Regions from separate parts of the Homo sapiens genome. Here region 2 is linked to region 1. Evidence: read pairs that join two places in POLR2A ChIA-PET (ENCODE). Cell type or tissue: OCI-LY7. All regions are shown on one strand. Each heading gives the region's core, and the rest is flanking DNA. Links, peaks and the distances in the headings are about the cores only. Region 1 holds the start of TTLL8 (tubulin tyrosine ligase like 8). Region 2 overlaps MOV10L1 (Mov10 like RNA helicase 1).

The links. ChIA-PET counts read pairs that join two places held together with the same protein. Peaks named below come from ENCODE experiments on the same cell type or tissue, not always from the same donor. Only the 100,000 strongest peaks of a DNase experiment are listed, where the experiment ranks them.
Region 2: POLR2A ChIA-PET joins it to region 1 with 10 read pairs; 4 of 35 experiments call an interaction of 5 or more read pairs at or near these places.

The regions. Positions count from the first base shown.
Region 1 is chr22:50,043,450-50,059,751 of GRCh38, reverse strand. It overlaps TTLL8 (tubulin tyrosine ligase like 8), which reads left to right and starts at 1,454. Exons shown (of 14, transcript NM_001350317.3): 1 at 1,454-1,598; 2 at 2,779-2,883; 3 at 4,427-4,518; 4 at 9,505-9,643; 5 at 10,430-10,503; 6 at 12,456-12,584; 7 at 13,782-13,896; 8 at 14,363-14,497. The coding sequence starts at 2,817. MLC1 (modulator of VRAC current 1) reads left to right here. Exons shown (of 12, transcript NM_015166.4): 12 at 1-361. In OCI-LY7, for the core only: a CTCF peak has its summit at 2,778 (motif pointing right); DNase peaks (open chromatin) are centred at 3,381 and 5,721; H3K4me3 peaks cover 2,027 bases; H3K27ac peaks cover 3,608 bases.
Region 2 is chr22:50,098,535-50,114,836 of GRCh38, reverse strand. MOV10L1 (Mov10 like RNA helicase 1) reads right to left here. Exons shown (of 27, transcript NM_018995.3): 3 at 15,235-15,394; 4 at 6,589-6,701; 5 at 5,993-6,180; 6 at 1,049-1,189; 7 at 215-456. Among named protein-coding and RNA genes, the nearest start is that of MOV10L1, 17 kb to the right of the region's middle. RefSeq lists an enhancer at 8,905-9,014. In OCI-LY7, for the core only: CTCF peaks have their summits at 11,508 and 11,709; DNase peaks (open chromatin) are centred at 8,896, 10,616 and 11,686; H3K4me3 peaks cover 928 bases; H3K27ac peaks cover 3,375 bases.

The DNA of each region.
Region 1 (16,302 bases), core at 2,680-10,679:
AAGCGCCACCGTGGGAGAGGAGAGGCTGCTGTCACTGGTACCGGATGCAGACCCCACCCTGTCTGCAGGCCACCCCCACCTCCCTGCAGCTTTGAGGCTGGCGGGGTCTGCTCCTGGGAATGGGGTGGGAGCCACAGGGACGACCCGGGGCGGGCTGATGTCTTCTTGGGGGCAGACCAGAGAGCTCAAGTTTCAGAGTCAGAATTAGGCACTTGGAGCGTTTTTGCTGGCTTGCACTTTCTTATTTTCTTATTTTAGAGCGCTTAAAAAATCCGGAAAAATGGGGTTTAAAAGAACTGTCTCTTTCAGTCTACATTTTTGTTTAATACGCTTGAGCAATAAACGCTGACTTGCAGACGTGGCTGTGGCTATTTAATATTGTGTCTCAGCAGCGTCAGCTCACTCAGGTCTAAAAACATCGGGACACAGGGAGGAGGGGCGGGTGGAGGGAGGGCCAGCTTTTCACTCACTGATTTGTGTAACCCCTAGAGGCCAGTACTGGGGTCTGGTGAGAGCCCAGTGGCATTCCCCGGGGAAGAGGGAGGGAGCTGGAAGGGAACCACCCCCGCCAGGGGACGCTCCCACTCCCCCCCTTCAAGTCCCCCACCAGCCCCTTCAGAGTCGGGGCAGAACCTCCCTTTTGGGGTGTCTTGGGAAGTTAAATGCAAAATAAAGTTGATTTAAAACCAAATGAAGACATCTAGGCTTTGGAAAGTTGCCAGGAGTGAGGGTCCTGGTGGGGCAGGTGTGTCTTTCCTACCCCCACTCCGAGATGCCAGATCAGACACGAGCTGCCCTGGCGGGGTGATCCGCGGGGTGCGGGGGGAAACGACAGGGGCCGTGTGGACCTGGGTGGGCTCAGAACCCCCCGGGGGGCAGCGGCGTGGGACCCCACGAGTGGTTCTGCGGATACCAAGGCCCTCCCAAGTTCCGCCGCAGGACGGGGGGCGCTGATACGGTCACCCCGTCGCCCCCATCCGCCAGGACCCGCAGCGCGCAGCCCGGGAGGAGCCCAGCGCCCGCGGCCTCCTCACCCCGCCGCTCCAGCCTCGCGTCGGGGAAGGGCCCAGGGACAGAGGGCGGCATGAGGGCCCCGGGGAGGGCGAGAAGGCCTGGCGGGCCTGGGGGGCCCGAGGGGGAGGGGCAGGATGTGACCCGCGGGTCTTTGTGACCTGGTGGGGGATGGAGTGTGACCTCCACAGGGGGGCGCGGGGCCGCAGCGCGTGACCCGGGGCTACACTCGGGCCCTCCCCCGGCGGACACCATGGCGCGCACCGTCCCGCGCCGCCGACCCCGCAGCCGCGCCTGCTCCGACAGCAGCCCGGGACCCGGACCCCAACCCGGGCCCAGCCCAAGCGCTGATGACTGCTGCCCGTCGGGGCCCGCGCCCCCCGCACGCCGCAGCTCCCCGCGCCCCCGCGCCCCCCGCCGCCCGCGCAGCCCCACGCCCCGGGGCCGCCGCCGCTGCACAGCCCGAGGCCACGGGCCCAGCAGCCGCCGCACCGGGGGTGCACAATGCGCGTGGCCGCCCCAGCACGTTGTCCCAGGCAACCCCAGGAAGCCGGGCGGCGCAGCGCGAGCCACTGACCCGGTCCCCGGTGAGCACGACCCCCGACCGCGGAACCCCAGGCCCGTCCGCGCTTCCGATCCCGGACAGGACCCCTCCTCCCCATCTGCCTTCGGAACCCCAGACCCGCCTCCCACACCCGGAAACCCAGGCCTACCCCCTCCCCGCCCCGGGCCTCCAAATTCTAGACCCCTTACCCTAGGAATCCCAGACCCGCCTAGCTCGGAACCACAGAACTCCCCCACTAAACCTGCCCAACTCTACCCACTCGCCCGCCCTCGAAAGCCCAGAGCTGTTCTCCCCACCTTCCCCCATCTTCTGGGAACTCCACAGCTGTCCACTCCCCTCTGCCTTCAGAACCCCATACCTCTCCTCATTAACCTAGACCTGCACCCCCAACCCAGACCTCCCCCTCGACCTAGACCTGATCCCCAATTGAGACCTGATGCCCACAACCCAGACCTGACCCCCAACCCAGACCTGACCCCGACCCAGACCTGACCCCAAAAACCCAGACCTGATCTCCCAACCCAGACCTGACCCCAACCCAGACCTGACCCCCAACCCAGACCTCCCGCTCAACCCAAACCTGACCCTCAACCCAGACCTGACCCCAACCCAGACCTGACCCCCAACCCAGACCTCCCGCTCAACCCAGACCTGACCCCCCAACCCAGACCTGACCCCAACCCAGACCTGACCCACAATCCAGACCTGATCCCCCAACCCAGACCTGACCCCCAACCCAGACCTGACCCCCAACCCAGACCTCCCGCCCAACCCAGACCTGACCCCAACCCAGACCTGATCCCCCAACCCAGACCTGACTCACAACCCAGACCTGACTCACAACCCAGACCTGACACCAAACCCAGTCCTGACCCCCAAACCCAGACCTGACCCCCAAGCCCAGACCTGACCCCAACCTAGAACTGATCCCTCAACCCAGACCTGATCCCCAACCCCAGAGCTGACCCCTAATCCAGACCTGACCCCCAACCCCAGACCTGACTCCCATCCCCAGACCTGACCCCAACTCAGACCTGACCTCCCAACTCCAGACCTCATCCCCCAACCCAGACCTGATCCCAACCCCAGAGCTGATCCCCAACCCCAGACCTGACCCTCAGCTTGGGCCTCAGAACCCTCTCCATCCCCAGAGCCCCCCACACCCTCCCAGTTTCCTGTAACCACCACACCCTCTCCTCTAGGGGTCAGAGGAGCAAAGGGCAAGCTGTCGGAGGCCAGTATGGAACCAGAGAGGAAGGGGCTATCGTTGGCTTCTTCTTCAGATGGAGACGGGAGAGAAGAAAATAGTGGGTATCGTGTATTGCCTGTGTGCCAGCCACTCGCCCAGAGTGGCCCGGGCTCAGAGGCAGTGCTGGCTGCAGCCTGCTGCCAGGAAATCAGGGACTCTGGGGGCAGGCACTTCACTGAGCTGCAGAACCAGGCGCCTTCTCTTGGACGGTCCAGGCGGAGGACCCCAGGGGTGTTGGGGGGCGCTGGCTCCTGCCTCCTGTACCCCGATCCCACTGGCCAGCTTCCTGGGAAACTGGGAAATTAAACGTGTGGGTGTGGAGGGCTCTCCTGGCGGGTCGTGGAGGCCCTGCACTCGCCTCTCTCTTCCTTCCTGCCCTTGCCCTCTTCAGACTCGTCTTCGTTGCGTGGGTAAATGCTCCCTAGGAGTCAAATGACTGGGTTACATGGCAGGCGCATACTTAGCTTTAGAAGGTCCCCCAACCGTTTAAGGGCCAGATCGAGAGCTCCGGTGCCCCCGCCCCCGTCCCCACCCGCAGTGGGTGTCCTCGCTGCCATTTCAGGCACTCGGGTGTGTGGTTTTAATTTGCATTTCCAGACAGCTCAAGGTGTTGAACTGTTTTTCACATGATTATTGGCCATTTGGAGCTCTTCCTTCTCGGAGTGCGGTTCCGGGACTGCAGGCCGCGGTTAAATCGCGCTATGGCCTCATGGACTTGCAGGAATTCTCTGTATGTCCTGGATACATGCTCTTTGTCAGATGGATGTGGCCTTGTCAGTCACTTCATGCTTCCTTTTGATAATCAGAACTTCTTAATTTAATTTTATTTTATTTATGTTCTTTGAGACGGCGCTGGTGGGAGTGTAGCAGTGAGGACGACCGGAGGTCACTCTCATCATCATCTTGGTTTTGGTGGGTCGTGGCCAGCTTTACAGCAACCTGTTTTATCAACACGGTCTTTATGACCTGTGTCTTGTGCCGACCTCCTATCTCATCCTGTGACTTAGAATGCCTTCACCATCTGGGAATGCAGCCCTGTAGGTCTCAGCCTCATTTTAACCAGCCCCTATTCAAGATGGAGTCGCTCTGGTTCACACACCGCTGACACGTCTACCACCATTCCTTGGACCAATCTCCGGCCACACCCCCTCTCCCACAGCTCTGGTCTCCATCACTGTGGATGAATTTTGCTGGCTCATGGATAGCACCCCTCAGAATATGCCATTTCATGTCAGCCTCATCAGACGAATGTCTTTTTTTTTTTTTTTTTTGAGACAGAGTTTCGCTCTTGTTGCCCATGCTGGAGTGCAATGGCGCGATCTCGGCTCACCACAACCTCCGCCTCCTGGATTCAAGCGATTCGCCTGCCTCAGCCTTCCGAGTAGCTGGGATTACAGGCATGAGCTACCATCACCCGGCTAATTTTAGTATTTTTAGTAGAGACAGGGTTTCACCATGTTGGCCAGGCTGGTCTCGAACTCCTGGCCTCAGGTGATCCAACCACCTCGGCCTCCCACAGTGCTGGGATTACAGGCATGAGCCACCGTGCCTGGCCTTGGATGCCTTGTCCTTTGACTTGATGTCCTCCTTCTCTTTTGCAGAATTAAAACAAGGAATTTCCCAAGACTTGGCTTCTTCCTCCAGATTAGACAGATACAAAATAGCAAGGCAGTTAACAGAAAAAGCAATCAAGGTAAATGCTCCTTGGGACTCGGTGGGGAGGGGGACACTTTTTTAAAAGGACATTTGTTTTGGAACTTGGAATCTGTCCATCTGGCCTCTGACGCACTGTGCCCCCGAGCTGCAGCCTCCTCCCTGTGGGGACTTGGCTCATGTTACCTTTCATTTATTTACTTAACTTATTTTTGAGATGAAGTCTTGCTTTGTTGCCCAGGCTGGAGTGCAGTGGCACGATCTCAGCTTACCACAACCTCTGCCTCCCGGGTTCAAGCAATTCTTGTGCCTCAGCCTCCCGAGTAGCTGGGACTACAGGTGCACGCCACCATGCCCAGCTAATTTTTGTATTTTTTAGTAGAGATGGAGGTTTCACTATGTTGGCCAGGCTGGTCTCGAACTCCTGACCTCAGGTGATCTGCCCGCCTTGGCCTCCCAAAATACTGGGATTACAGGCATGAGTGACTGCGCCTAGCCTGGAGATACCTTTTATTTTAGCCGTACTTTAGAAAGAAGCAATGCTTCTCTGCCTCCCACCAAGGGGTGGCCAGCGCCGCCCGCTGTGTGTCCTAGGGTGGGTGCTTGTCCCGGCTTTATCTGTTTATCTGCTTATCCCCACAGGAAGCATGAGGCTCCTGGATGGGAAACAGACTTCCAGGTACTCAGAGAATGCCTGCGTAGGTTCCCCACACCCCAGCTCCCCTTAGGGACGCTCACTGTGCCTCCACCTGTGTGTGCAGAGGGGTTTGCACCTCAGGAGAGGAACCCCAACATTATGGCCCTGGGAGCTTATATGGGGCAGTTGGCACTCTCCCTCCCCAGGAGAGGGAGCCCAGGAGAGGGAGGCCTTACCTTTTAACTGGGATGTAAGCAAGGCCTCCCTTGGGGAGGGAGGAGACCTCTGCTCCCCATATGTGTCTGGGGAGACAAGGAAGGCTCTCGTGTTCTGTAAATGGGAGCTGAGGGCTCCAGGTCTGCCATGCTTGGAATGAGAAGAGCAAGTGACCTGGGGAAAGGCGGCTTTCTTTGTCTTGATGGTGTGTCGATTTCCACTGCTCAGAAGGCCTGACCACAGAGGAACCCCAAGTCATCCAGCTGGCAATAGTGTGAGAAAACATCTGCATTCCCTTAACTCCCCTCTGAGGTACAGCACACACTGAAAGTGCACAGACTGCAGGTGCACGGCATGGTGAGGTTATGGCCAGACACACCCGGACGGAGAGCAGAACGTGTACAAATATGTGCAGACTGCAGGTGCACGGCATGGTGATGTTAAGGCCGGACACACCCGGACGGAGAGCAGAACGTGTACAAATATGTGCAGACTGCAGGTGCACGGCACGGTGATGTTACGGCCGGACACACCCGGACGGAGAGCAGAACGTGTACAAATATGGGCAGTCAGACAGTCTCCATAAAGACCGTTCCATCACCCTCAGGTACAAACATGTGCAGTCAGGCAGCAATCTTCATAAAGACCATTTCATCACCCTCAGGAGTTCCCCTTGGCCCCTATCGGTTATTCCCCACCCCTGTCCCAAATCCTGGCAACCATGGATGCGCTATTTGTGCTTTCTCTCACTGTCCTTTGGGCTTTTCTGGAACTTCATATAAGTAGAACCATATCCGCTCATTAATTTTCAGATTTTCTTCTGAAACCTTTAAATGTATAAACATTTATAAACATAAATGTTTTAAAGTTTATAAATGTATAAACATTTAAGGCTACAACTATCCCTCTGGGTACCGCATTAGCTGCATTTCACAAGCTTTTATTTTGGAGTACGTTTGTCTATGTTCAGTTCAAAGTATTTTACAGTTCATGTTACTTAAAAGTATTGTTCTTACAGTCTACACTTGTTACTTTTTTGTAGTTATATTGTTCTTGTTTTCTAGCTTGATTGCATTGTGGTCGAGAATGTGCTATGTGCAATGTTATTCCATTGAAATTTGTTTAGACTTGCTTTACGCCTAACATTTTGTTAATTTATGTAACAGTTGGTGTAGAGTGTGCTTTTTTTTTTTTTTTTTGAGATGGAGTCTCGCTCTGTCACCCATGCTAGAGTGCAGTGGCACAGTCTTGGCTCACTGCAACCTTTGCCTTCCAGGTTCAAGCGATTCTCCTGCCTCAGCCTCCTGAGTAGCTGGGACTACAGGTGTGCACCACCATGCTCGGCTAATTTTTGTATTTTTAGTAGAGACGGGGTTTCACCATGTTGGCCAGGCTGGTCTTGAACTCCTGACCTCAGGTGATCCACCCACCTCGGCCTCCCACAGTGCTGGGATTACTGACTTGACCCACCGTGCTCCGCCAGAGTGAGCTGTTTATAGCCACTAGAGTAGAGTTTGTTATTTGAGTTGTTCAAATCCTCTAAAGTCTTATGGAACTTATTGGTCTGTGCATTCTATCAATTACTGAGAGAAGCAGGTTAAAATACCCTATTATAATCTTGGGTTTGTCTACTTTGTAGTTCTAGTTTTGTTTTTTATAACTAATGCCTTCTTAATAGGTGCATACACATGTATCTTTCTAGTGAATTGAATCTTTTTAAAATTATGAAATGGTTTTCTTTACCTTAGTAATGTTTATTTGTCCCAAAGACTATTTTGTCTCATATTTCTATCTTTTCCTTTTCTACCCCATCATCTGTATACCTATGTGTTTGATGGTCTCTTTGCCTTTTGTCTGGAGCATTTAGTGTATTTATCTATAATTAAACCGTTGATGTATTCAGGTGTGTCTGTTATCTTCATTCATTTAGTACGTTCCTTTGGTTCAATTTTCCTTTCCTCTCCTTTCATGTGCTCTCCCGGACTGGTTACTTTTTAAATCCCCCTTTCCCCTCTCTTACCTGTTGGAAATCTTACGCTGTTTTTATTCCTTTGGTGGTTTCCTTAGGAATTGTATTCTGCCCATCCATTTTTCTAAAGTTACTCAGTTTGACCACAGCTAAGCAGGGTGTTGGGGGTGGCAGAGTGTCTTGTGGAGTCGGAGGGTGCCAGCCCTCTTGCGGACTGTCCAGCTCCCCCACCGTTCTCCCCAAAGCCTCGGGTGATAGGCTCATTCACGTGCACAGCCACGTGGGCGGGTGACAGGCCTCAGACTGATTATCGGAGTAGACAGCGGCCCAGAGCGGTGCTGGGACCAACCAGATGTCTCGTGTGGGTGCTGGGACTCAGACTCGGGGTTCCCAGAGAGGTGCTGGGACCGACCGGATGTCTCGTATGGGTGCTGGGACTCAGACTCAGGGTTCCCAGCTACAGCTGTAATTGTGCCGCTTCGTCCGCTGTGTGCCTGGGTGTGGGCATGGTCTTCTTTGAGCAGATGTCTTCCTGCCAGAGCACAGTTTGTCTCCTTCTGCTTTGAAAACTCCTCTTACAGAAAAATAATCAACTTATTTTTCAATTCCTTGACTTAAAATACTATACAAACAGCCAACAAACGTGAAAAAGCGCTCAGCATCACTAATTCTCAGGGAAATGCGAATTAAAACCACAATGTGATACCACCTTCCTCCTGCAAGAATGGCCATAATGAAAGAGTGAAAAAGTAATAGAGGTCCGCGTGGAAGTGGTGAACAGGGAACACTTTTACGCTGCTGGTGGGAATATAAACTAGTGCAACCACTGTGGAAAACAGCGTGGACATTCCTTAAAGGACTAAAAGTAGATCTACCATTTGATCCAGCAACCGTACTCCTGGGCATCTACCCAGATGATAAGAAGTCATGATACAAAAAAGATACTTGCTCACGCATGTTTGCAGCAGCTCAGTTCACAACTGCAAAAATATGGAACCAATCAAAATGCCCATCAACCAACGAGCGGATAAAGAAACTGTGGTGTATCTGCACCACGGAATACTGCTCAGCCATAAGAAGGAACCAGATAATGTCTTTTGCAGCAACCTGGATGGAGCTGAAGGCCATTCTTCCAAGCGAAGTAACTCAGGAATGGAAAACCAAATATCGCTTGTTCTCATAAGAGGGAGCTAAGCTATGAGGATGCAAAGGCATAAGAATGATAAGATAGAGTTTGGAGACTTGGGGGAAGATTGGGAGGGGAGAGAGGGATAAAAGATTACATATTGGGGCTGGGCGCGGTGGCTCACGCCTGTAATCCCAGCACTGTGGGAGGCCAAGGTGGGCAGATCGCCTGAGGTCAGGAGTTCAAGACCAGCCTGGCCAACATGATGAAACCCCATCTCTACTAAAAAATACAAACATTAGCCAGGCCTGGTGGTGTAGCAGGATGAGCCACAGACAAAACTCCTCAGACACCGGATTAAAGAAGGAAGAGGTTTTCATTCGGCCGGGAGTGTCAGCAGACTCGCGTCTTAAGAACTGAGCTCCCAGAAAAGGAAATTCTTGGCCTTTTTAAAGGCTTACAACTTTAAGGGGTCCACGTGAAAGGGTCGTGATACATCAAGTAAGCATGGGAAACGTGACTGGGGGCTGCATGCATCAGCTAACAGAACAGAAAGTTTTACAATGCTTTTTTCATGCAGTGTCTGGAATTTACAGATAACACAAGTAGTTTAGGTCAGGGGTTGATGTTATTATTATTACTTTTTTTAACTCCTAGGGCTGGGTGGTGGTGCCAAGGTTGTCTGGCTATTTATCTTACTTTTCTTTTCCCCCAACTTTTTGCTCTTTCTCTCCTCCTGTCTTGTGAACTAGGCAAGGTGGGGGAGGAGGGCAGCAGGAGTAGTAGTGGTCTCCTTCCTTAGTGGCAGGCACCTGTAATCCCAGCTACTTGGGAGGCTGAGGCAGGAGAATTGCTTGAACCTGGAAGACAGGTTGCAGTGAGCTGAGATTGCCCCACTGCACTCCGGCCTGGATGACAGAGTGAGATTCCATCTCAAAAAAAAAAAAAAAGGACATATTGGGTGATGGGTGCCCCCAAATCTCAGAAACCAGCACTAACAAGCTTATCCATGCAACCAAAATCTGCCTATTCCCCAAAAATGATTGAAATAAAATAAAATATCCTCTTGCCATTTTAGGAGAAGAAGATTTTCTCTATCTACGGACACTACCCGGTGGTCCGGGCCGCTCTGCGAAGGAAGGGCTGGGTAGAGAAGAAGTTCCACTTTTTGCCCAAGGTCATTCCGGATGTCGAGGATGAAGGCGCCCGGGTCAATGGTAGCGTATCGGAGGCGCACGTCTCAGCTCAGGGCGTGTGCGTCTGTCACGGGCAGGAGGAGTCGGCGCCGGCCTGAGTGTGGTGCCTGCCCCTCGGCCCTGGTGTGCGTGATGGGGTATCTCCGACCCCAGGTCTCCATCACCCTCCTGGCCTCCCTGCCCCAGGCGGTCGTGCCAGGCAAACCCTTTCAAGCCCCCAGCCCTGCTCCCTTCTCAGAGTCCCTGTGGCCTCCACCCAGGCCTCCTCCTGCCCGGGCGGTTTCTGTCATCCTCTCTCCGCCCGGCCTCAGCTGTCCCTCCTCCAGCCCCAGGTCCCTGAAGTCCACTCCTCAGGCCCCCGTGGTGCTGGCTGCTCCTCGCTGACATCTGCACAGCTGTGTCTGCATCCTCTTGGCCCCATTGAGACCCGGATCAAATGTCCCCCTCCTCCTCCACCCCTGCCTGTGGCCCCTCAGCCTCTATCACTCCCACCCCCATCCCGGGCTGTCTCCACCATTCCACACCTGGGGACACCTGGGCCTCCAGGAATCCCGGGCCCCCAAGCCCTGTCACAGCCCTGGGGAGGTGCTGTGCGGTGGACGCTCATTGGATGTATGGGGGCTGCCAGAATGCCCCAAGCCTGACTCAGGACCCACAGAGGCTCCTGCTCCACCAGGGGAAGGCCCCATCTGGAGCCAGGTTTCTGGAAGTAAAGTCGCTGTCCTGCCTGCGGTTGTGGTAACGGACCCGGTGCGGGAAGTCTGGCTGAGGCTTCATGTTCAGGCCTCCCCTGTGTTTTGTTGGCAGATGATACATGTGCCAAAGTCAAAGAAAATCAAGAAATGGCTTTGGAGAAAACAGACAACATCCACGACGTGATGGTACGTCCCCTGCATGCGTCATGGTCAGCTGCGGCCTCTCCAAAGCTTCTCACACCGTCGCCCTGCTCCGTGCCCACTCTCCCATGTCCTGGGGGGATGGCAGCCCGGCGAGGGCAAAGCCCCAGTCACAGCAGGGCCCCTTGACCGGGCAGCAGGGCCTGGCTGCCCCCAGGGGTGGGGCGAGCCCTTCGGTGCTGGATGAGCCGCTGTGTAGTGGGTGGACCCGGTGCTCCCAGCTCCCCTCCACCCACACTGGGCTGGCCTGCTGTGCGCATGTGGAAGCTGAGGGCACTGAGGCCCGGCAGGGCTCGGACAGCCCGGCTGGTGTGTTGCAGGATGGGGCCTGGCCAGCGAGTGAGCTCCTGTCTCCAGCAACACAGTAGTATGTGCCTCCCCACCTCCCCAGCCCAGCCTAGTCCCTCCGGGGCTCCCAACACTCCACCATAAAGAGGGCGAAAGAGAAACCAGGGTGGGAGGCGGCATTTGCAGTACTTAAAATTTAAAAGATCAAATGTCCAGAATATATGAAGAACTCACAAATCAGTAATGAAAAGACAAATAGAAAAATGGGCCCAGATTTGATGAGGCGCCTCCCACATGGCCAGTGAGCTCGCCCTTCCAGGTTCCTGGAGTCAGTGCCATTCCTACAGAGCATCCTGGGTGCTCCAGCGGCTCCCACAGGTCCGTGGGCAGTGGTGTGGACACATCAGAACATTCCTCACTGTTCTGGAGGCTGGAGTCTGGGTTGGGGCAGTGTGGCTGGGTGCTGTGAGAGTGTCCTGCTTCATGGACGGCTGGCTTCTCTCTGCGTCCTCACCCAGGGGCGAGGGTTTTTCTGGGGCCTCTTTTATAAGGGTGCTAGCCCATCATAAGGGGCTCAGGCTCATGACCTAATCCTAAAGCCTCCTATGCCATCGCCCTGGGGATGAGGATTGTAGCACATGCATTCCAGAGAGACAGAAACATTCTGCTCATTGTGCCTGGAGGACAGACAGAAGCAGGTGGCAGTTACCGGGTGGGGGCGGCTGGGGGACTTCGGCTCTGTTGACGATGCTGTTTCTCACCCCAGTACCCAGTGGTTAGTGATTAGTATGCTATTATTTACACACACACACACACACACACACACACACTTTTTTGGGGGGGTGTTTTCAGATGGAGTCTCACTCTGTTGCCCAGGCTGGGGTACAATGGTGCAATCTCGGCTCACTGCAACCTCTGCCTCCTGGGTTCAAGTGATTCTCCTGCCTCAGCCTCCGGAGTAGTTGGGATTACAGGCGCCCGCCACCACGCCCGGCTAATTTTTGTATTTTTAGTAGAGACGAGTTTCACCATGTTGGTCAGGCTGGTCTTGAACTCCTGGCCTCAGGTGATCTGCCTGCCTTGGCCTCCCAAAGTGTTGGGATTACAGGCGTGAGCCACTGCACCCAGCCTGGTTGGAATTTTGACTTAACACATGCCATTGTTATAAACAGAAAAGCACCAACAACAGGCCCCCAGCTCCACGACCAACCCCTCTATCAGCAGGGGAGGAGCGGGAGGCCAGTGCCTGGGGCTCAGGGAGGGGTGTGCAGGGCCCATGGTACAGGCCTGGGGGCTTCGGTCCTGGGGACTGTAAGCTCTGGGTTATGAAGTGTCGTGTCACCTCGGCAAGTGGCACGTCCCCACACCCACGTAGACCCCATGCGGACGGCTCAGACCCCACCTGCAGCCCCACATCGGGGTGGCCCCCCAGAGCCCGAGGCCCCTCTGTGGAAACCGTATGTGGTCCTGGTTGCGCCCCACATCCCATGTGCAGGAGGCCCACAAGGAGCACTACTGCCTGCAGCAGAGCCCGGCTGGGATCCTCACGCTGCACGCCATTTGTCCTCTGATGGTTGCCTCACTCCATCCCATCCTGGCTGGTGTGAACCTTGAATGCTGGGCATCAATAAAGACTTTTTTCTTGCCAGTCTAGGTTGGTAAAAAATGAGATGCCGTACCTCCTCTGGACCATCAAGAGGGACATCATTGACTATCACAGCCTGACCTACGACCAGATGCTGAACCACTACGCAAAGACAGCCTCCTTCACCACCAAGGTGAGCCGGCCGCGCTTGAGCGTGGCGGGAGCCGGCAAGGGTGGTGGGGAGGAGCTTCTGCAGCCATTAGGGACCCTCGGTGGCTGGTCAGTGGCCACCAGTCACCTCCTGGGTGCATCCCAGGACTCCTGGTCTAAGGCCGTGGCCAGAATCACTCGGTGCCCACCCCACCCCCAGCACCCCTGTGCCCTTTGCTCTGTGTCTCTGGGTGAATCCGGGGCCCCAGAAGCTCCCTCCTCAGGGCACAGAGGCCAAAGATGGGGCTGACTGGGGGCTGCCACCGGGCTTTGGGTGCTGAGGGGGCTGTGGGACCCCAGGGGAAGAGGTGCCGCTCCCCCCAGCACCGGGCACTCCCCCGCCTCCCCCGGCCTCCAGCCCTGCACAAAGCAGCTTGCCACACCCTTCCCACCAAGGCCCAGGGCTGAGGCCTGCCCAGGACGCAGGGTGTGGGGACCCTGCTGAGGGAGGGGTCCCGGAAGAGGGGCTTCCCTGGCACAGAGGTCCCTCTCAGCAGGCCAGGTGCGGCTGCCTCAGCACAGTGTGGGGCGGAGGTGCAGGACAAGGTTCCCTTCCGCACCTAATACCCCAGGGTCAGGCCAGCGCCAGCGCTGCTAGTGGCAACATGGCCCCTTCAAAGACCCCGTGTGCAGAGCCAGTCAGCGTGCGCTGTGTTTTCTGGGGGCCAGCCACTTTTTTCCTTAACAGGGTGACAAACCAGACATCGGGGTGCGGGGACTTCACGATATGCCTCTCTAATGGCGCGTGCTACCTCGCGTGTGGTGGGCAGTGCTGGGCATGTGGCTGCGTTCCGGGCCCTGCAGCCGCTCCTCCCTCTCCTGGGGTCTGAGGTGTGGGACACCCTGTGGCCCGTTTGGGGGCCTGGAGGGAGCCCCAGTGCCCACCGCCCTCGGTGCCCTCAGCTGCAGCCTCCCCATTCCCTGGGGCCTGCCACGCCCTCCACTGCCTCAAGGATGCGTCTGAGCCTGGCCTGCACATCCATGCTCCCACCGGCTGGAGGGGGTGTTCTGGGGCCCTGGGGGACCGTATATCTGGGGAGGGGGAGGGATCCGCCCTAGGGGTGCTGTGTGGTGCCCCATAGCCAGGCAAGTCTGAGGTGGACGGCCCGTCCTCGCCTTGTGAGCGAGGCAGAGCTGAGCTGAGCTGCCCCTCCTGCCTAACACGCCACTGTCTCTGGAGATCGGGCTGTGCGTGAACATGCGGAGCCTGCCCTGGTACGTCCCGGCCAACCCCGACTCCTTCTTCCCACGCTGCTACAGCCTCTGCACCGAGAGTGAGCAGCAGGAGTTCCTGGGTAAGTGAGGAGACGGCAGAGGGCCCCAGTGCTGTCAGCAGAGAGGCTTCTAGAAAGATCCCCCTGGTGCTGAGACAGACTGATGGGGCAGGGTCTGAGGATAGAGGACCGGGGAGAGGCCTCCCATGGTCATGGTCATGGCAGTACAGAGGCCAGGGGCCCCGGGAGGGAGGGCGGGCAGTCAAGGAGTGTGTGGTTCTGTGCTAGGCTTGTGGACAGCGCGGCGAGCAGCTGGGGCAAGGCCGGCTCCGTGGTCGGAGGCCGAGGGGTGCAGCTGGACGGCCGCAGTCACAGAGACACTGCAGGGAGAAGGGCAGGCAGACTGGGGGTGTGGGAGCAGGCCTGGGCCCCATCGGCTATGAGGGCGGGAAGTGGGGCGGGTTGGGGAGCCTCCGTGGCCCTGGCCCCATCTCCAGTCCCCAGTCCTGGCTCGGACAGATAGGGCGAGGCTGTGCTGTCCTTTCAGAAGACTTCCGGCGCACCATGGCATCCAGCATCCTCAAGTGGGTGGTCAGCCACCAGAGCTGCAGCAGGAGCAGCAGAAGCAAGCCCAGGGACCAGAGGGAGGAGGCCGGGAGCAGCGACCTGAGCAGCAGGCAAGGTGCGCTGGGCCGGGGCAGGGCAGTGCCAGGCCACCAGAGCTCGGGGCCTCCACAGGGGCCCTCCCGCCTCCTGGGTGTGGTCAGTCCTGAGGGTTGCAGCAGCCGGGGCTGGATACAGCGATGCCTCAGACTCTCTCGATTCTCATGGCAGACGGGTTTTCTGTTCTAACCGTGGGGCTAAACGTCAAAGTCACCCCGTTTGTAAAGCACCTGGCAGTTAACGCAGCCCTGGGACGTCCGAGTCCCACACTCACTGCCACAGTCCTGTGCCGCGGACGTGGTTCCAGCCTGTGGTCGGAAGCCTGCCCCACCCCACGGCCACCACGATGCCGCAGCCTGAGTCTCCCCAAAGGGGCCCCGTGGGAGAGGACACAGGAAGCCCAGGGGAGAGGCGCCCCTGGGTGGTACAGGGATGTGAACCAGCCGTCGTGTTTTTGGACAAAACCCAAATCTTTTTTGTGGTTGTTGGTTTTAATAAAATGTAATTTCTAGAGCAGTTTTAGGTTCACAGCACAGCTGAGCAGAGGGTACAAGATTTACCACACTCTCCTGCCCCCGCGCCTCCTGCACCGCCAACATCCCCCACCAGAGCAGTGCGCTTCGACTGTTGACAGATGAACATTGGCGCATTAAACTTTTAGAGTGTATTTGAGCAAACGGTGATTTGTGCCAATCAGGAGGCTGCAGGGCTCCACCGAGGGGAAAAGCCCTTCTAGGTAAACGTGGAAACAGAGGAAATAAATCCTGATTGGTGAACGCTGGAGCGGTGGCTTCATTTGTGCTGAGTGAGAACTTGTTCCCAGCTGGCTGCCTGTGATTGGCTGTGCTTACATTCCGTTTTCAATTCTGAGTTAGGTTGTAGTTTGCATTGGTCGGAGACCAGGTCACTTGGGCCACCTCATCTGATGGCCTCCTAATTAATGTTTTTTTTTTTTTGAGATGGAGTCTTGCTCTGTCACCCAGGTTGAAGTACAATGGCATGATCTTGGCTCACTGCAACCTCCGCCTCCTGGGTTCAAGCGATTCTCCTGTCTCAGCCTCCCGAGTAGTTGGGTGCCCACCACCACGCCCGGCTAATGTTTTGTATTTTTAGTAGAGATGGGGTTTTGCCATGTTGGCCAGGCTGGTCTCGAACTCCTGACTTCAGGTGATCCGCCCACCTCGGCCTCCCACAGTGCTGGGATTACAGGCTTGATCCACCGTACCTGGCCTAATTAATGATTTTAACACAATTGATGAACCTACAATGACACATCATGGTAACCCAAATGGTGTTATACATTCTACAGGTTTGGACAATGTATGATGCCGTGTATCCACCATTCCAGTATCAGACAGAGATGGTCCCCGGCCCTAAAACTCCCTGTGCTCTGTCTCTTCATCCCCCCGCCCCCGAGCTCTTGGCTACCACTGATCTTCTTCCTGTCTCCACGGTTTTGCCTTTTCTAGAATGCCATTCGGTTAGAACCACGTAGCATGGAGCGTTTTCAGATGGGCTTCTTCGACTTAGTAATATGCATTTAAGATCCCTCCAGGTCTTTTCATGGCTTGAGAGCGCTTTTCTTTTTAGGGCTGAGTGATACTCCACTGTCTAGATCTACCACTGTTTATTTATCTATCCATCTACTGAAGGACACGTCGGCACCACTGTTTATCTATCTATCCATCTACCGAAGAACATGTTGGCACCACTGTTTATCTATCTATCCATCTAACGAAGGGTGTCTCGGTACCACTGTTTATCTATCTATCCATCTACCGAAGAACATGTCGGCACCACTGTTTATCTATCTATCCATCTACC
Region 2 (16,302 bases), core at 4,148-12,147, 54 kb before region 1:
TCTGAAGCACCTCTTGGTATTTGTCAAGCTGCTTTTTGTCCCTCTCCCTAACGTCGTCAGCAAGAGAAGGGCCTGAAGCCGAAGAGCTCAGAGCACAAAGCACTGTAGCTGCCGGGTGTCCTGGCCCCTGCTGCCCGCCCTCTGTCCAGAACTCACAACCCCACGGCCCCCAGCCCACCCGACCTCACGCAGTGACAGCCGAAACGTCCACTACCTGGAGAGATTCCTCTGTTGTTCACCAAACTGCTCTCCGACATCTGAGAGGTTTTGTTTTTTGTGTGGCTATTTAATGAATTAATATTTTCATCTGATGAATTCTCCTTCTCAGGAACAGAAACAAAAGATACCACGGGGCACATCTGGTCTTTATCCAGCATTTGGAATCTGAATTGTTTAGATTTATCCCAGCCAGCCAGTTTACAGCTGACTAAGTTTTGAGGAATGTCTCCTTTATTCCTGGAAAAATACAATTAACTATGAACACAGCCAGGATTTCTAAAACCAAAATATTCAGTTATCATAAAACACAAAACCTAATCTAGGAAGTGGTGACTGCAAATACACTTATGAATATAAGTCAAAAGGTCATTTTTGGGTAAAAAATTTTGAAAAGATCTTCATGCCGGGCGTGGTGTCTCACGCCTGTAGTCCCAGCACTTTGGGAGGCTGAGGCGGCAAATCACAAGGTCAGGAGCTCCAGACCATCCTGGCTAACACGGTGAAACCCCGTCTCTACTAAAAATACAAAAAATTAGCCGGGCGTGGTGGCGGGCGCCTGTAGTCCCAGCTACTCGGGAGGCTGAGGCAGGAGAATGGTGTGAACCCGGGAGGCGGAGCTTGCAGTGAGCTGAGATCGCGCCACTGCACTCCAGCCCGGGCGACGGAGCAAGACGCTGTCTCAAAAAAAAAAAAAAAAAAAAAAAAGAAAAGATCTTCATAAAGAAAAAAATAAATGACCAAAGTAAAGTTGGTTTTACAGAAATTATTGAGTCATAGTGTAAAAGCCATTAATGTAGCTTTATAGAAAATGTTTCAGTGGCAAACTCACTCTATCCAGATCACCATGGTTTTACTTCTTCCTTCCTTTAGGGTTCCAAAATGCGTCACCTGTGTAACTTCAATATCACCTTTGTTCTTCAGCAAAATCGTTCCATAGAAATGAGTGGCCTCATGAACAGGGGCGGCGTCTCTGAAAAAAGAGCCCCAGAAAGACATCCCTCTGCAGCAGCACCACCCCTTCCTCGCCTGCCTCCGCTCCTGAGGATAGACTGCTGGTGGGGGCACTCAGAGGACCACCTCACCACAGGCAGGGCTTCCACAGACTTAGGTTTCTAAGGAGGATGGCAAACCCTAAGGAAGAGAACGATGCACTTCATAAAGTCTAGAGAAAAGGGAGCAGCCCAGGGGACAGCCACAGGCAAGGAGTCTGAGAACGGTGTCCTGAACGTGCTCCCCAGCACTCCCCTACCTCCTGCTCAGAGTGCAGGGTTAGGGTGGCATTCTCAGTCCTCTTCTCTCCAGCCAACTCCCAAGGTGGTGGTGGGGGAAGCATGGGCCTTGCCTATTAGGGCTCCACTAAACTTGCTTTGGAAAGAGTTTTGTTGCTTTGAAGTGTTTGAAAACAATGAAATGAGAAGTTTTTCTCTTTAGAAAATGAGAAGATGAGATTTTACCTTTCCCTAAAAATGGACCCACTTACTTCCCCTTCTTCTACTGATGCTACAGGCTTGATTCTCCTCCCTGCCTCTCCACAACCTCTTTCCAGAAGGTAAACCTGCCTCATGCCACTTCCCAGTCCGAAGCACCATTAAAAAAATGGGGTCTCTAGAATGGCTCGCCACACTTCTGGCCCCTGCTGCAAACTCAGTGAGGTTCCCAGCTACAGAGCAGCCCCTCCTGGCGGGTGCCTGTTTGGCTCTTCCTTCTCTGTGTGCCCTGGTGTGACAAGGGAGGTACAGGGGCAGAGAGTCCACAGCGTTGCTGATGGACGGGGTGGGGATTTTGCAGAAAGGAGTCGTCAGATGCGACTGCCCGGTGCGTGGCTCAGCCCCCACAGGAGAAGCTGCGGAGCTCTTGCCACGGGAAGGCTGTGGGGCTGAGTGGAGAGCAGGAGCTCGCTTGGCACATGATCTGTTTCTAGAGTGCAGAGGGGCTGCCCCACCCGGGGCCACGAGCTGAGGAACAGGCACCCCAGCTTCCCTGGCTCACCCACCCCAGCAGCTTCTACTCTGTGGTCAGGAGGCCTCAGTGGGGAAATGCTGTGGGGGCAGAAACAGGTCTTTTTCAAGCATTACTAGCCTAAAGAGAAGGAGAGTGCGGGTTCCGTGCTGTGCTGTCTCCTTAGCGGCCCTAGTGAGTTCCTGAAGACCCCCAGGCCACGCTTCAGGCCCCTGGTTCCTGGGCCTGATGCAAGAATGGGACGCCACAGCTTCTGCCTGGGGATGAGGTCAGAGAACAGACAGGAAGCCTGAGGAGTCCGACTCAGACATAGGGAGGAGGTGCAGGTCTTATTTCCTGGCACCGCCAGGCTCAGCGGACTGGGCTGAAAGCAGAGCTCCTGTGCGTCCCAGGCTTCCGTGGTCAGATGCAGCGGGAGCAGTGCACGTCACATCCACGCCCCACAGGATGGGCCCTAGGCACCCTCCCAAAGGAAAGCGTGGTCCAGTGGGGAGGGGGAACTGGGCTCCGAGCACCCAAACAAGCATCTGCCAGTGGGCCGAAGGGCAAGGCTCCTAGGAGGCTGAGCCCACCAGGCCCTGTCCCATAACACCTCCCACAGCCCCAAGTCCACCCTCCGGCTGCTACCTTACATGGGGTGCACTGCTCCGCACACCCCTGTGGCTCAGTTCACACAGGGCTGTCTGTCTGCACCCAGAGGCCCAGCCAGGCACCAGATATGGGGCTGGAAAGCAGACGCTTTCCCCAAACAGAACCTGCATTCTATCGGGATCAAAAATAAGCAGACTGATGGAGGAGATGTCTCAGAAGCTCACTGGTGGTGAGTGAGGAGTGTGAAAAGAAAATAAAGACTCGGGGCCGGGCGTGGTGGCTCACGCCTGTAATCCCAGCAGTTTGGGAGGCTGAGGTGGGCGGATCATGAGGTCAGGAGATTGAGACCATCCTGGCTAACACGGTGAAACCCCGTCTCTATTAAAAATACAAAAAATTAGCCAGGCATGGTGGCAGGTGCCTATAGTCCCAGCTACTCAGGAGGCTGAGGTGGGTGAATGGCGTGAACCCAGGAGGTGGAACTTGCAGTGAGCAGAGATCGCGCCACTGCACTCCAACCTGGGTGACGGAGCGAGACTCCATCTCAACGTCTCAAAAAAAAAAAAAAAAAAAAAAAAAAAGCAAAGACAGAGTCGGGACCCCACTCACCATGCCAAAAGGAAAAAACTCAGCCAGAAGCTGTCATGAAAGAAGCTGCCTTTCCTTTGTCCCCAAGCAGAGAGCTACAAGACAAGGTTAAACATCTCCATGTTACCTTCTCTTACATCAAAGTGCTGATTTACACAACCAACTCTCCCTCCCTGTTCCTTTTCCTTTCCTCTTGCAAATGTGTATTCAGTCATGTGACCGCACCCTCTTTCTCCTCCAGCCCACTTTTCTCTTTTAAATATTGAAGGCCTCAAAATCATCTTTGGAAAAAGGCATGAACCACAGATGGTTCCTGTGGATTTGTGGTCCTTTTTCCCAGGCATGTCCTTCACCTTGGCAAAGTGAACTTCTAACTTGATTGAGACCTGTCTCACATACCTTTTGGTTACAGGAGGAAAGGCAGGCAGGGAGGGGGTGGGTCAGAGCTGGGGCTGCCCCACAAGTAGGGAGCTCAGGGAAGCCTCGTCATGGCTAGCACACAAAGAAGAACACAGATACAGGAAATCTAATAATTTTTTTTTTTAATTGGAGATGGAGTCTGGCTCTGTTACCCAGGCTGGAGTGCAGTGGCGTGATCTCTGCTCACTGCAACTTCTGCTTCCCGGGTTCAAGCAATTCTCCTGCCTCAGCCTCCAGAGTAGCTGGGATTAAGGGTGTGCGCTGCCACGCCTGGCTAATTTTTTGTATTTTAGTAGAGATGGGGTTTCACCGTGTTGCCCAGGCTGTTCTCGAACTCCTGAGCTCAGGCAATCCGCCCGCCTTGGCCTCCCAAAGTCCTAGGATTACAGGCGTGAGCCACTGTGGCCAGCCAGAAATCCAATAATTTTAAGAACCAACTACATCCAATGCATTTTTTAAATGCCAAAATGTGAAACAACAAAACAGAAAAATCCACCCAAAACAGCAATCACCAATGTAAGATGAAGGATGAAGAGCGACCCCTAACTCCACCTTCAGTCAACCATAGAGATGGCTGAAAGCTTCCAAAAGACAGTCTTTTTTTTTTTTTTGAGATGGAGTGTCACTCTGTTGTGCAGGCTGGAGTGCAGTGGCGCGATCTCGGCTCACTGCAAGCTCCGCTTCCTGGGTTCACGCCATTCTCCTGCCTCAGCCTCCCGAGTAGCTGGGACTACAGGCGCCGGCCACCACGCCTGGCTAATTTTTTGTGTTTTTAGTAGAGATGGGGTTTCACCATGTTAGCCAGGATGGTTTCAATCTCCCGACCTTGTGATCCACCCACCTCGGCCTCCCAAAGTGCTGGTATTACGGGCGTGAGCCACCGCGCCCGGCAAGACAGTCTTCTTTTTTTTGAGACAGAGTCTTCCTCTGTCACCCAGGCTGGAGTGCAGTGGTGCAATCTCGCCTCACTGCAACCTCTGCCTCTTGGGTTCAAGTGATTCTCTTGCCTCAGCCTCCCAAGTAGCTGGGATTACAGGTGCCTGCCACCACAACCGGGTAATTTTTGTATTTTTAGTAGAGACAGGGTTTCTTCATATTGGCCAGGCTGGTCTCGAACTCCTGACCTCATGATCTACCCGCCTCAGCATCCCAAAGCGTTGGGATTACAGGCGTGAGCCACCATGACCAGCCTCCTTTTCCTTTCTCTTTTTATTTTTTAAGACAGAGCCTTGCTGTGTTGCCCAGGCTAGAGTGCGGTAGCACGATCACAGCTCGCTGCAGCCTCAAGCTCCTAGGCTCAAGCAATCTTCCTGCTTCAACCTCGTGTGTAGCTGGGACCGGAGGTGCACACCACCATGCTCGGCTAATTTTTTTTTTTTTTTTTTTTTTGAGAAGGAGTCTCGCTCTGTCGCCCAGGCTGGAGTGCAGTGGCGCGATCTCGGCTCACTGCAAGCTCCACCTCCCGGGTTCACGCCATTCTCTTGCCTCAGCCTCCCAAGCAGCCGGGACTACAGGTGCCCGTCACCACGCCCGGCTAATTTTTTGTATTTTTTTAGTAGACACGGGGTTTCACCGTGTTAGCCAGGATGGTCTCGATCCCCTGACCTCATGATTCACCCGCCTCGGCCTCCCAGAGTGCTGAGATTACAGGCGTGAGCCACCGTGCCCGGCCTCGCTTGGCTAATTTTTTAATGTTTTGTAGAGATGGGGTCTCACTATGTTGCCCAGGCTGGTCTCAAATTCCTGGGCTCAGGCAATTCTCCTGCCACGGCCTCCTGAAGTGCTAGGGATGCTCTCCTCTTACCCCAACAACTCAGGGCTTGAAATGTCTACTATTTGGCTTATTAAAGTAACTCTTCAAAATATACTTATATGGGGCCTTTCACATCCCAAAGAAGAAAAGCGTTTTCTTTTTTTGAGACGGAGTTTTACTTGTCGCCCAGGCCTGAGTGCAGTGGCGCAATCTCAGCTCACTGCAACCTCTGCCTCTCAGGTTCAAGCAATTTTCCTGCCTCAGCCTCCCGAGTAGCTGGGATTACAGGCGAGCACCACCACGCCCAGCTAATTTTGTACTTTTAGTAGAGACAGAGTTTCACCACGTTGGTCAGGCTGGTCTTGAACTCCCAACCTCAGGTGATCCGTCTGCCTCAGCCTCCCAAAGTGCTAGGATTACAGGCGTTAGCCACCGCACCTGGCCAGAAAAGCATTTTCTTACCGCCTCTTCACTAGGGTCATACAAAGTGCCCTCCAGACATAGCATGACTGGCTGCTCTCCACCACCACTGCATTGACCACGTCACCTCTCCGGGGTGTGTACCCATCTGGCAGTTTCAAGGAGTCCAAGGTAAAGAAGATGCTTTCCTCTAACACCCCGTTCCTTCCACAGAGGCTAGAGATGCAGACCTGGGAGCAGAGAGCTGAGCGTCACAGGAAGCAGATGCTGCATGACGACAGGGCGCAGCTCTAACACACGCCCAAGTCAGCCCAAAGCACACAAGCTGCACCAGGAAGCTCAAGTCCGCCATCCCGTAGCACTGGTCCAGTGATTCTCCAACACACCTTTCTCCTTAGAACATTTTAGCACTGTTGCATAAGCTACAGACCTTAGAATTCAGGTATGCAAGCACTAGGAGTTATTGTTTCCAAACGAAACACAGCATTGTCAATAGGAAAACACACTCCTCTTTGGCCATGACAAAGCTTTATTTTTCCAGGCTTCCAACACATGCAGGAGAAGCCTGGGCCGTGCAAGTTACCCCTGATGGCAGGTCTGCCAGAAGCACAGAGAGGAGCCACTAGTCGGCACGCTACCTTGTCCACGCGCTTGTATCTCAGTGGCTTCACTGAGGTGGCTTCGCTGCTCCACGTGCCAGGCCGGATCCGGTACTCAGCCTCCACCCAGTCTCCCTTGCAGGGCTCGAAGCCTAAAACCGCCAGGAAAAAAGCCATGGTAGTGTTAAAGTGCACAAGTTATTCTGAGGTCATGGTGCACTGAAATCATTTCTATCATACCTGAGGATACATTTGAACATTTAAAAGGCACTTTCTACTACTGTGAGAAACATATTTTCGAATAAAAAACCCTGAAGTATTATTATTAACCACTGCAATAAAATGAGCTGAGCTGGAGCCTCTCACTCACACCTCCAGGCTCTAGAAGGTGCAGTGTGCATGCTCGTGGCAGTCCCTCCTCGTGTGGCACATCTGAGGGCAGGTGGCATCCCCCTTCCCCCGTCCTGCAGTGTTTGTGGCACCTCCCTGTCAGGGACACACACACGGTGTTCGGGAACAGAGAGACACCTGAACTCAGGTGTGAGGGAAGCACTCAGTGGTCCAGCCAGCCCCTCAGTGTGCCAGAGAGCTGTGCTGTGGTCCAAGCCATGGCCTGCCGGACGCAAGACACCGCTGGGCCTCCCGCAGCTGGTGGAAAACTGCAGGTTCAGTGACATGAAGTGGCTGAGTGGTGCTGACAGAACAGAGAGATGGTCTGCACAGGTCTGCCATGGTACAGGTAGTTAAAATCTTTTTGTTATTTTGCAATAAGCACTCTGGAAGCTCAAAAAAAAAAAAGTGTATAATTGAATACTGAGTTTGTGTCTCCAGAAAGCTGGTGATGAACACGTAACAGCACAAATAGCAGCTGACACCTACATTCGACATGTGAGCCATGGTGAAATCACTGTCTATGTGAAAACAGAGGCCAAGCGCGGTGGCTCACGCCTGTAATCCCAGCACTTTGGGAGGCCGAGGCGGGTGGATCACGAGGTCAGGAGATCGAGACCACGGTGAAACCCCGTCTCTACTAAAAATACAAAAAATTAGCTGGGAGCGGTGGTAGGCGCCTGTAGTCCCAGCTACTCGGGAGGCTGAGGCAGGAGAATGGCGTGAACCCGGGAGGTGGAGTTTGCAGTGAGCTGAGATCACGCCACTGCACTCCAGCCTGGGTGACACAGCGAGACACCGTCTCAAAAAAAAAGAAAAGAAAGAAAACAGAAGACACTAAAATATGCTAGGGCACTGACTTCAAGGTCAGGGAGTATTTTAAGAAGACCATGTCCTGGCCGGGCATGGTGGCTCACGCCTGTAATCCCAGCACTTTGGGAGGCCGAGGCGGGTGGATCATGAGGTCAGGAGATTGAGACCATCCTGGTTAACACAGTGAAACCCCGTCTCTACTAAAAATACAAAAAATTAGCCAGGCGTGGTGGCAGGCGCCTGTGGTCCCAGCTACTCGGGAGGCTGAGGCAGGAGAATGGCATGAACCCGGGAGGCAGAGCTTACAGTGAGCCGAGATTGAGCCACTGCACTCCAGCCTAGGCAACAGAGCGAGATTCCGTCTCAAAAAAAAAAAAAAAAAAAAGACCATGTCCTAAAACCACAATTTAATACGTGCAACTCTGGAGACACATTTATACAGCGTTTTGTAAACCATGCCTTCATTTATTCCACAATTAACAGAATTTTGCCAATTTTTATTCTCAATTTCCCTGGACATAAATGAAAAGTGAAGCAATAGCTATTAATGTACTAGTTCTATACGTTGTACAGTTACTTTAAAGAAAAAAAAAGTTAAATTCAATTAATTTTTTTTTCCAGCAGAATCATGGAATCATAGTAAAGATTTCTAGCACTTTGTGAGGCTGAGGTGGGAAGATCACTTGAGCCCAGGAGTTTGAGACCAGCCTGGGCAACACAGTAAGATCCCATCTCTAAAAAAAAAAAAAAAAAAAAAAAGAATTAGTTGGGGTGTGGTGGCATGAGCCTGAAGTCCCAGCTACTCACGAGGCTAAGGTGGGATGACTTAAGCCCAGGAATTCCAGGCTGCAGTGAGCTACAATTGTGCCACTGCACTCCAGCCTGGGTGACAGAGCAAGACCCCGTCTCTAAAAAACAAAAACAAGCAAACAAAAGTAAAGATTTCAGAAGACCTTTCTATTGAAGGAGAAATATTTGACATTATGGTGAATGCCATTGTAAATTAAGTTTAGAAATTCAACACTGGAGATAAAAATATATGTTTCTACAGTGATAACAGGATGTTAACGGAGTAAAGCACCACAGTACAAATCAGACCCTGCAGGTCAGGAAGCTGAGACAGCAGAAATGCACTCAGATGGCTATAGCGCACACGTGATCCTCCAGACATGCAGCCAGCTGGAAGACAAGCACGTACAAGTTCCTGAACTTCTATGACATACATACATGCACAACTCCTGTGACAAAGCTCATGACAACGAAACACACACACGGACACTGGGGGCTGGCAGCCCTCATTTTCTCTTTGCTGCTCCCCCAACCTGGATTTTACAAATGCTGGAACCTGAGGAACCGTTCTGTAAATCAACCAAAAGGTCCTGTGATGATGCTCCTTTTACTTTCTTTTTAAGTGAGATCTCTAAATTTTGGTTTTACTTTTTTCAAGTCAGCAGAAAATCTTTATTTAATACATGTAGAACCCCAAATCTTCAGCTTTTGATAACTTTTGCAAATTGTAGTTATTGAAAATAAAGCTGATGAGCAGGAACATGGAAAAACAATGGAGGAAATAATGAGGCCTCAGGAGCCCAAATGGAGTCCACAGATGAATGCTCAAATTCTAAGACTGGACTTGAGAATATGCCAAACTTTCAAAAGAATCTTTCGATGAAGCCCTTTCTTAAACTGGACAAGCTGACATTGTGTAAGGGCATGAATGGCCCTGAGACGCTGAGAAGGCCTACACATGAAAAGAATGACAGAGACAACTTACTTGATGAATGTCAGCTTGTAAAAATGTTTGAACACTTATGGGCTCTGAATTGATGCAAAAAGACAGTACCTATGAAAACATCTGGGCTGGAACAGTAATATATTTCAATAGAAAAAAATACAGAATTGTCAACATCTTACATTTTACAGATTTTGCTTTGAGTTTACTAATATTTCCTCAATTAAAAACACTGTGGCTCAAGAACAGCCTGGGCAATGCGGTGAAACCCTGTCTCTACAAGAAACACAAACATTAGCTGGGCATGGAAGTGCATGTATGTAGTCCCAGCTACTAGGGAGGCTGAGGTGGGAGGACTGCTTGAGCCCACGAGGTTGAGGCTGCAATGAGCTATGACTGAGCCACTGCATTCCAGCCTGGATGACAGAGGGAGACTCTGTCTTTAAAAAAAAAAAAAAAAAGAAGGCTCAATCAAAGGTGTTTACAATTTCAATTTCAAATTCATCAACCATAAAATGCAACTTTGAAGACGACACCACGCAATTATAGAAATAATAAGAGTAAGATCATATTGCAAAATATACATTTTTCGGAAAAATACATCTTAGATGCTAAGATATTAAAGTATGTTAATATGTACCAAGAATATAATGTCCAGATAACCAATATGACATTTTTTAATATACTCACCTTTTTTTAATAGTTTCTGAAAAATACTTCTTTAAAAGTCCACTAATATAATAAAATCACTCTGTTAACCAATACATAGATATTTCAAAAATGATCTAATTTTAATTCTGACATCCCCTTTCCTTCTCAAACGTGTACCAGTTTGGAGGCTAAACCACATGGTCATCCTGGCTGTAGCTCCGGCTGTGAGGGGCCGTGGCCTCATGGGAAGGACAGACGCCTCCAAAGGGCACCAGGCAGGGAGTGCCCCTCCCAAACTCACTCCCCTGACCCCTGTGCCAATTTCTGCTAGTGCTTTCCACAAGCACCAAGAACAAGGCTGGACAGTCCACACAGGGCAGGCTGGGGGAGAGTAGACAGAAGGCACCGGACTGTGGCCTGTTAGAAACCAAGCTGCACAGCAGGAAGTGAGCTGGGGATAACAAGCAAAGTTTCATCTATATTTGCAGCCACTCCCCATTGCTCACATTACAGCCTGAGCGCCACCTCCTATCAGATCAGCAGGGGTAGTAGATTCTCATAGGAGCTGGAACCCTATTGTGAACCGTGCATGCGAGGGATCTAGGTTGCGTGCTCCTTATGAGAATCTAATGCCTGACGATCTGTCACTGTCTCCCATCACCCCCAGATGGGACCATCTAGTTCTGGGAAAACAAGCTCAGGGCTCCCACTGATTCCATGTTATGGTGAGTTGTATAATTATTTCCTTATAAATTACAACATAATAATAATAGAAATAAAGTGCACAATAAATGTAATGCACTGAAATCATCCCAAAACTATCCTCCCTCCCTGGTCTGTGGAAAAAATTATCTTTCACAAAACTGGTCCCTGGTGCCAAAGAGTTTGGGGACTGCTGCTCTAAGTGGATGCACAAACTGGTATAACTTGAAAATAATGAAATCACCTGATGTGTGACCCAGCTGGGTGCTGCGGCCACACGGACTACAATAAGAACCTGTGAAACCTTGATCTCACCATAGACTACTCAGTGCTCAACTGGGAATGAAGAGGGCCGGGACAGAGCCACCACATGCTCGCAGCTCAGACCCCACCTTCAGGCCAGTGGATCCTACCTGGGGGCTATTCTGTCCTCAGGGGCCATTTGATGGCATCTGGACATGCTCTAGGTTGTCATAACATGGCCAGGGTAGGATGCAGCTAAACAGCCTCCAGTGCCCAAGACAAGCCCCACCACAGAGAGTGCTTCAGCCTAGATGTTGGAGCGCTGAGGATGAGAAACTGTGCTTCAGCTAAATGTCCAATTCAATTTTAGCTGCCTTCATCCAAATGGCAGAGGGTTTACCAGACATTCGTGTATAAAACAACCTGAGCCCCACCACTGATGTTAAGAATTCCCATCTCACATGTGTTGTCTACAAACCTCAGGAGCAGGCCAGGGCTGGGGGACAGTGCTGTTCAAACATGCACAAGCACGGTCTCTTCCTCCAGTCACGTGCCCCAGCACGCTGTCCACATTTGCTCCCTCCCACGCTACAACCACGTGTTCCCCTCTGCTGCCCTCGTGTGTCAGACCTCACCTAGGTAACCTCAGAGGGTTGTGTTTAGGACAGAACCTGACCCAGGCCGGCTGGCATTACCTGGACCCTCCTCCCGCCACACCTGTGACCCGCTCAGCTCTGCCCTAGCCTCAAGGCTACACGCAGGAAGGAACTCCAAACCACCCACTCTAGTCCTCTGACACGACCCTGGACAGTTGCTGCAGAGCAGAAGATGTTAATTACTTTTTCTTTTTTTTTTTGAGAAGGAGTTTTGCTCTGTCGCCCAGGCTGGAGTGCAGTGGTGTGATCTTGGCTCACCGCAACCTCTGCCTCCCAGGTTCAAGCGATTCTCCTGCCTTAGCCTCCAGAGTAGCTGGGATTACAGGCATGCACCACCACGCCCAGCTAATTTTGTATTTTTAGTAGAGACGGGGTTTCTCCATGTTGGTCAGGCTGGTCTCCAACTCCCAACCTCAGGTGATCCGCCCGCCTCAGCCTCCCAAAGTGCTGGGATGACAGGTGTGAGCCACTGTGCCAGGCCTGATGCTAATTATTTTCTTTGTTCACTTGCTTACTGTCTGTTCTCTCAAAATGCGAATTCTCTGAAGCAGTGTCTAGCACAGCAAGCACTCTAATAATTTGTTGAATTAACGTCAAGAAGGAAACAGCATCTTCTGACTCTCCCACAAGCAAATGAAAAATTTAGCATAATTCTTCCTTTTGCCACCTTTAGGTCAGAAGTTATAAATAAAGTTTTATGAGGACACAGCCGCACCTTTTGCTCATGTACAGCTATGTCTGCTTTCAGCTACGTGGTACGACCATCCTGTGGGGAGGAGCTTTGAAGGAGACGGTGCTTGACCGGTTTGCTGATCTCATTAGATACTCTGTATCAGCCTTTTTGCACATTGTATTTTCTCTTTCAAAAAAGTTCTTTTGCTGTGGTCCTTAGGTTTTGTGATTGTGTTCACAGCAATTCTGACATGTCTGAGTGTGACTCTCTCAGCCTCAAGAGGACCTGACTTTGCCTCACTTGAGGTTTTTTATACTGGGAAATCCCTTGGCCTGGGCTCCGGATCCCTGCCCATCTTTATTACTCAGGGGACACCTTCTCTTCTCTGCCCCATCAACATCTGCAACATCAAACATTTCTGGTTTTCTTCCTCTTGAGCCATTTCCTGGCGACACCCCTGAGAGGGGCTTCCTGTTAGCAGGGTTGAGGGGCCTCCATGATTATAGGCGCCTTTCCCCAGAACTGAGCGTTTCTCTGGCAGCACAGAGATTCTAAAATCCCAATAGACACCTATCAATTTCATCTTGGGGATCCCAGGGTTAACAACCAAGGTCAAGGCTGGGCACAGTGGTTCATGCCTATAATCCCAGCACTTTGGGAGGCCGAGGTGGGTGAATCACCTGAGGTCAAGAGTTCGAGACCAGCCTGACCAACATGGCGAAACCCCGTGTCTACTAAAAATACAAAAATTAGCCAGGTGTGGTGGCACACAGCTGTAGTCCCAGCTACTCAGGAAGCTGAGGCAAGAGAATTGCTTGAATCCAGGAGGTGGAGGTTACAGTGAGCCACCACTGCACTCGAGCCTGGGCAACAAGAGCGAAACTCTGTCTCAAACAAAGAAAAAAAAAACAAAACCCACAAAAGGTCAGGCGCAGTGGCTCATGCCTGTAATCCCAGCACTTTGGCAGGTGGATCACAAGGTCAGGAGATCGAGACCATCCTGGCTAACACATTGAAACCCCGTCTCTACTAAAAATACAAAAAATTAGCCAGGTGTGGTGGCGGGCACCTGTAGTCCCAGCTATTCAGGAGGCTGAGGCAGGAGAATGGCATGAACCTGGAAGGCGGAGCTTGAAGTAAGCCAAGATTGTGCTACTGTACTCCAGCCTGGGAAACAGAGGAAGATTCCGTCTCAAAACAAAAACAAAAACACACATACACATAAAAACCAAGGTGAAAAAGAGTGAGACAGCAGCTTCCTGGTGGGCAGAGCTACCCCCCAGACCTCCCACCCCCCAGCTTAAAGCAGAAAACTTCTATTCATCTTCCAACAGGCAGTGCTGTGGGCTGTGCAAATGGACTTCAGCTCAGAAGCCACTTCCCCAGGCAGCTTTTCCAATTCCTGCCCTACCACAATGTATGCACAGGTCTGTTTCTCCTGGGAAAGAAGAAACAGACCTGAGTATGGAGTCCAGCTCCGTCTTCACCACCATAGGCAGCAGGAGTAGAGTAAACCGCTGCTGAGTTCAGCTCAGTCAATGACATCGACATATTCTTTCTTTAGGTATAAAAACAAATCCTTTGATCAGCCAAAAACAAATGCAATAAAAAATGGATATATAAAGCCGGGAGTGGTGGCTCACGCCTGTAATCCCAGCACTTTGGGAGGCCAAGGCGGGCAGATCACAAGGTCAGGAGTTCAAGACCAGACTGGCCAACATGGTGAAACCCTGTCTCTACTAAAGACACAAAAAGTTAGCCTGCTGTGGTGGTGGGCACCTGTAGTCTCAGGAGGCTGAGGCAGGAGAATCGCCTGAACCCAGGAGGCGGAGGTTGCAGTAAGCTGAGATCGTGCCACTGCACTCCAGCCTGGGCGACAGGGTGAGACTCCATCTCAAAAAAAAGAAAGAAAGAAAGAAAGAAAAAGGATATATACTTTAGGAAACGTACAATGTCATCCCCAAGCCCTATTTTAAAACATCTAAAGTACTTTAAATAGTACCTCAGCATGCCAGTAACACTAACTTAGATCATAACACTATAATTATATGGAAGCAACAACTACCCAGAAATTACTGACTGCATTTAACAAATGAACACAAAACACATAAAAGCACAAGTTTAAACAGTGACCTGGCTGGGTGTGGTGGCTCATGCCTGTAATCCCAGCACTTTAGGAGGCCGAGGCAGGTGGATCACCTAAGGTCAAGAGTTCGAGACCAGCCCGGCCAACCTGATGAAACCCCATCTTTACTAAAAATACAAAAAATTAGCTGGGCATGGTGGTGCACACCTGTAATCCCAGCTACTCAGGAGGCTGAGGCAGGAGAATCAATCAAACCCAGGAAGCAGAGGTTGCAGTGAGCTGAGATCATACCACTGCACTCCAGCCTGGGCAACAGAGTGAGACTCCATCTCGAAAAACAAAAACAAAAACAAAAACAAAAAAAACAAAACAGTGACCTGGTGCCCTCTCCCATAGTCCACTCAATATCCAAGAGCCTCTGTGTGAAGCCAGCACCTGGAGAAGCTACTCTAATCCCGAAACCCTCTCAACAAACAAAGCATGCCCAAAACTGATCCCTTCAATGTTGTGTGTAGCCATCACAAATATAGACACAGGGTTGTGTTCTGTCACCCAGGCTGGAGTGTAGTGGCTGGATCATAGCTCACTGCAGCCTCCAACTCCTGGGCTCAAGCGATCCTCCTGTCTCAGCCTGACAAAGTGCTGGGATTATAGGCATGAGCCACCGTGCCTGGTCCATAACAATTCTTTAAAAGACAAAACCTAATTTTCAATGTGGAACACAGACCCCTGAGCATACCTTCGCACACACTCTCCAGAGAGAAGTAGGTGGTCTGACTGATACAGCCTGCGCCCTCCACCAGGGAAGTCACACAGCCAATCAACACTCGGGGGCCGCAGTCTGAGGGACTCCCATGGTTTCTGCTGTCGTCTTCCCACTTATCAGAGACAGCTTCTACCTGTAAAACAAACACACCGCTCTAAACCATAATACGAGAACTACAAGAAAAGCAAACTACAGGCTGGCATGCCTGTCTGAGACCATTAGGGCTGCAAGTCCAAGATCAAGGCCCTGGCAGATTCCGGGTCTGGTGAGGGCCTTCTTCCTGGTATACCGTCGGTGTCTTCCTGCTGTGTCCTCACATGGCAGAAAGGGCAAAGGGGTTCTCTGGGGTATGTTTCATAAGGGCTCTGCCCTTGTGACCCAGTCACCCACCAAAGCCTCCTAATAAGATTCCACTGGGGTCAGGATTTCAACATACGTATTTTGGGGGACACCAACATTGAGTCTATAGCAATCCCTTATGAACACTGATGCAAAAATCCTCAATGAAATATTATCAAACCAAATGCAGCAGCATATTAAAAGGATTATACCCCATGACTAAGTGGGGTTTATCCCAGAATGCAAAAGTGTTTCAACATATGAAAATCAGTCAACATATTACATTGATAAGATGAGGGAAAAAATCACGATGATCTCAACTGATGCACAAAAAGCATTTGACAAAATCAACACTTTTTATGATGCAAACACTCAATAAACTAGGAATCGCAGGAAATCTCTTCAACACGAGAAAGGCCATAAACAAAAATCTCACAACAAACACCACACTCAATGGTGAAAGGCCGAAAGCTTTCCCCTAAGATCAGGAACCAGGCAAGGATGCCCATGCTTACTTCAAGACTTTCAAATTTCAATTATCTTTATTCACAGATGGTAGGATCTCATCTGTGGAAAACTCTAAAGATTCCACACACGTAAATGAAACAAAAAATGGTTAGAGCTAATAAATGAATCCAGCACAGGACACAAAGTCAACATACAAAAATCAGATTTCCATACATTTGCAATGAAAAATCCAAA